2 separate regions of the Homo sapiens genome follow, and region 2 is linked to region 1. A link is a loop called in an ENCODE intact Hi-C map of the cell type or tissue named here. Cell type or tissue: mammary epithelial cell. All regions are shown on one strand.

The links. Peaks named below come from ENCODE experiments on the same cell type or tissue, not always from the same donor. Only the 100,000 strongest peaks of a DNase experiment are listed, where the experiment ranks them.
Region 2: it touches region 1 in a loop (4-fold over the local background); 46 of 110 quality-filtered maps call a loop at or near these places.

Annotation. Positions count from the first base shown.
Region 1 is chr1:200,621,309-200,623,808 of GRCh38, reverse strand. No RefSeq gene overlaps it. Among named protein-coding and RNA genes, the nearest start is that of KIF14, 1.8 kb to the right of the region's middle. In mammary epithelial cell, a CTCF peak has its summit at 1,332 (motif pointing left); no DNase peak of the experiment used is centred here; H3K4me3 peaks cover 248 bases; H3K27ac peaks cover 649 bases.
Region 2 is chr1:200,841,241-200,843,740 of GRCh38, reverse strand. It overlaps CAMSAP2 (calmodulin regulated spectrin associated protein family member 2), which reads right to left. Exons shown (of 17, transcript NM_203459.4): 7 at 1,654-1,747. Among named protein-coding and RNA genes, the nearest start is that of GPR25, 30 kb to the left of the region's middle. In mammary epithelial cell, no CTCF peak of the experiment used is centred here; no DNase peak of the experiment used is centred here.

The DNA.
Region 1 (2,500 bases):
TGGATCACGAGGTCAGGAGATCGAGATCATCCTGGCTAACATGGTGAAACCCTGTCTCTACTAAAAATACAAAAAATTAGCCAGGCGTGGTGGCGCATGCCTATAGTCCCAGCTGCTCAGGAGGCTGAGGCAGGAGAATGGCGTGAACCCGGGAGGCAGAGCTTGCTGTGAGCCAAGATGGCGCCACTGCACTCTAGCCTGGGCGACAGAGCAAGACTCCGTCTCAAAATAATAATAATAATAATAATAAAAATAAAAAAAAGAAAATTAGAAGGAAAATACAAAATATGACAGATTTTAAAATACCTTTAGGTTCATGCAGTTTGTTTAACTCTTGTCCTTATTATAAAGCCATAGACATTTGAGATCCAGAAAGAATCTGTAAAAACTGTTGTACAGGGTAGTGGTACAGAGCACAGGAAATGGTGTTTAATTTCCTGAGTTCTGAACCTAACTCTGTGACCCAGTAGTTGTATAATGTCAGGCAAGCTATTTAACTCCTTGGAAACCCACTTTCCCTCATGTGTAAAACAGCGATAATCATAATACCTATCTTATAAGGTTATGGAGTTAGGTTATTTATCTTGCACAAAGAAAGGACTCAATCCTTGCTGGTTATGATGATTTAATCCAGCACTTTCGTTTCACAAGCGAGGGATCTACAGTAAGGAGACTTATCTCTGGTCTCACCATTAGGTTGAGACAGATCCTCAGCTAGAATCCAAAGTGCTCTTACCACTTTTCCACAACTTTTGCTTTGTCCTTTGCATTTTAAAATTATTAATTTCCTATTGCACCTTTTCGTTATAGACCCCAAGTGCAACTAGATACAAACACCAGGAAAATACATACCACATTTTAATAATTTAAAAATTGTGAAATTTGCTAAATTGTAATAGATTTAATCTTAGGCCGGGCGCAGTGGCTCACGCCTGTAATCCCAGCACTTTGGGGGGCTGAGGTAGGTGGATCACCTAAGGTCGAGAGTTCGAGACCAGCTTGACCAACATGGAGAAACCCCTTCTCTACTAAAAATACAAAATTAGCTGGGGTTGTGGTGCACGCCTGTAATCCCATCTACTCGGGAGGCTGAGGCAGGAGAATCGCTTGAACCTGGGAGACGGACGTTGCGGTGAGCCAAGATCAAGCCATTGCACTCCAGCCTGGGCAACTAGAGCGAAACTCCGTCTCAAAAAAAAAAAATTTAATCTTAAGAGATCATTAATTAGCATGAGTTAATCATTTTTCTTTAAATCTTACATAATCCAGAAAGCTTCAAACGTGCCAGTTTTACTTCGACTCTTTCCACGTTTTCTTTCTGTTTGTCTCCCTCTGGTGGATTTAAAAAAATACTTGCTTTATTCTATTTATGAGCTTATTTTCCTTTTAAAATTGAAAAAGGTCTTTATGTCTTCTGTCATGTTTAATATATATTTCCAGTTACATTTTATTTTTATTATTTTGAATTATACATATGTTTAAAATTTTTATGTATTTGAGTTTGTCTGTCTTTTCTTTGACATATCTTGCTTTGTTTCTAAATTGAATGATCATTTTCCCATAGATGTGATAACTTTTTTTTTTTTTTTTCTTGAGACGGAGTTTCTCTCTTGTCCCCCAGGCTGGAGTGCAATGGCGCGATCTCGGCTCACTGCAACCTCCGCCTACCCGGTTCACGTGATTCTCCTGCCTCAGCCTCCTGAGTAACGGGGATTACAGGGGCCCGCCACCACGGCTGCCTAATTTTTGTATTTTTAGGAGAGACGGGGTTTCACCATGTTAGCCAGGCTGGTTTTAAACTCCTGACTGCAAGTGATCCGCCTGCCTTGGTCTCCCAAAGTGCTAAGATTACAGGCGTGAGCCACCGCACCTGGCCCTGATAAATATTATATTCTATTTTCTGATAGTTTCCTTATACCTTAATTTTAATTGAGTTTTAGAATGATTTTTAGAGTAAGATTTAGAATGAGTACTTTATCATCTGTTTGGTTGGTCTATATAATTGGAGCTACTTATGGTCTCTATCTCAGTGAATACTTCTTCAATATCTCTGTACTTTTTGCCTGTTTAAAAAACATTGTTGCTTTACAATATCTATTTATCTAGTCTTTCTCATTTATTTGGTTATTTTTCAGAATGTATTTGTAATATTTTTTCAGATTTCAAAATCTTATGGGGGCTGGGCGGCGCAGTGGCTCACGCCTGGCAGCTTACAAGGTCAGGAATTCGAGACCAGCCTGGCCAATATGGTGAAACCCCGTCTCTACTAAAAATACAAAAATTAGCTGGGCGTGGTGGTGCGCGCCTGTAATCCCAGCTACTCCAGAGGCTGAGGCAGGAGAATCGCTTGAACCAGGGAGGCGGAGGTTGCAGGGGCCACTGCACTCCAGCCTGGGCTGCAGAGCGAGACTCCGTCTCAAAAAAGAAAAAAAAAATTAAAAAAAGGGAACTTTTACTGAAACGGAGTTACATTGTACGGCGGCAAGAACCTTCAAGTTCT
Region 2 (2,500 bases), 220 kb before region 1:
CAATTAGAGAAAAACAGAATTTCTTTAGAAAATAATTAAACCTGCTGGTATACTTTTATTTTTGTAAGTAACTCTGGAGGAAGACTCAATTTACTTTTTGACTTTGAGATCTGATGCAACAGCTGTTGGTATTTTGAATAGTGAGCTTCACAGGTGAAATCACAGAAAGCAATGTAGTGAAAACCCTGTTAATAATTTTTAAAAATTATACAAATATTGGTTATGAAAATTACTAAGAATATCTGACTTCATTCAATGGACTTAGGGGAGCATCTCAATTTTTTTATAGGCATGTAAAGAAGTTATATAATGTTATATAGTGACTCGATATTCAGAATCTGCCTTAAGAAGCTTAGCAATACTCTAATTATTGCTTATTTCACAGATTTTTGCCTGAGATGCGGTGGGCTGCCTGAAGTAACCTCATTGTACTCACTAGACTATGCCTCCCCTTTGGCTACATATGTTTTTCCTCCTTCCTGATCACTTTCTCTTCTTTTATTTTTTGGGGGTTTAGCGGGGAGGTGCAGGTAACGGTAGCAGTTACAAAAATAACAAACTTTGGAGCCAAGGAAAGCTGCTAAGTAGTTGGGATGCACAATGATCATGTGTTGCGTTGGGTAGGGCAGCTATTGGTAGCAGACAGAAATGTTTCCATAAGTTATGCTGGAAGAAAGTTCTTTAGTGGGCTAAGCTTATAATTTAAGATCATTTTTCCCCCTATAGAAATAAACCTCTAGTTTTTTTTTTTTTTCTTTTTTTTTTGAGATGGTGTCTCATCTCTGTCACCCAGGCTGGAGTGCAGTGATGCAATCTCGCTCACTGCAACCTCTGCCTCCTGGGTTCAAGTAACTCTACTGTCTCAGCCTCCCGAGTAGCTGGAATTACAGGCATGCACCAACATGCCCGGCTAATTTTTGTATTTTTAGTAGAGACAGGGTTTCACCATGTTGCCCAGCCTGGTTTCAAACTCCTGACCTCAGGTAATCCACCCGCCTAGGCCTCTCAAAGTGCTAGGATTACAGGCGTGAGCCACCGCACCCAGCCTAGAAATAAACCTCTAGTTTTATAATGGGAGCCAAGAGAAAATTGGTTTTGCTATGTGAAATTTTGCTTTACAGAAAATTTAGGAAGATTTTTTGTTCCTTATATCTAGGGGTCTTTACAGTAACCCCCTTATTTCTTACTAATTTTATTCTTATTATGTACAATCAATAGTTCATGATATAATAGTCATAAAATCCACTAGGTTTAAAAATCCATACAAACCTTTTTATAGTTTAATGGCAAATTCGAGTTGCGGGTTAAGGCCAAACAATAATTTGTGGGGATTCTGGGTAACACAATGTTAAAAACTAAGAATCTAAAAGGGAATAAAAGCTGGGATAACGATAAAAGATGCAAAGAAAAGAAATGGACAGTTAAAGCTAAAAGTTCCACATCATAAGACTTCAAATTCAAAGCCATTCCCTCCATTTTCTTTTTCTTCTCCTCTAACCATTTTAAGAGGTTAGGAGAATCTATCAAGTGTAATAGCTGAAATCTAAAAAAAAAATAATAGGCTGATTTCTAAAAATGTAACCAGGTAAGGTTATATCAACATTCCATTTTTTTCTGTTCATAGGAACATTTAAAATTAAAAAGATTGATTACCTCCTTGTGGACGAACAACACGAGGCTGTACAAAAGACGGCTTCACCACTTCAAACCACCAGAACAGTTCCGCCATGAACACCAAATAATTACTCTATATAGGAAATTTAAGAGAAAGCCTACATTAGGTAAAACTTCATGATAAACAGAATTTTATTGTTTTAAAATATAGGTTTAAATCTCATTCATTCATCACTGGAGTATATTCACTATAGTAGGCTATTAAACATGGGATGGAATATTAACTCTTGTGGGTAAAAATTATAACTATTCAAAACCTCTTGCTGATCATTTGCTCTATAGTTCTAAAATGGTGGTCCAATTGATCTAGCAGGCATGAATACCTCTAACTGTGTAGAACACTGAGATAATATATAAGGCACTTTCATTCCAAAGTAAATATAAGCAACTTAAAAAGTTATTCAATCATCTGACACTCTAAAGAGGGGTTATCACTTTCAAAACATAACTAAGCTCTACTCAGATCCCTAGAAATTTCTCCAAAACGTAACTGGATGTAGTGTTAAAAAAATACTTTATTTGGCCGGGCGTGGTGACTCACGCCTGTAACCCCAGCACTTTGGGAGGCCAAGGTGGGCAGATCACGAGGTCAGGAGTTTGAGACCAGCCTGGCCAACAAGGTGAAACCCCGTCTCTACTAAAGATACAAAAAACTAGCCGGGTGTGGTGGCGCGTGCCTGTAATCCTAGCTACTTGAGAGGCTGAGGTAGGAGAATAGCTTGAACCCAAGACACAGAGGTTGCAGTGAGCCAAGATCATGCCATTGCACTCCAGCCTGGGTGACAGGGCAAGACTCCGTCTTAAACAAAAAAAGTTATATGTATGT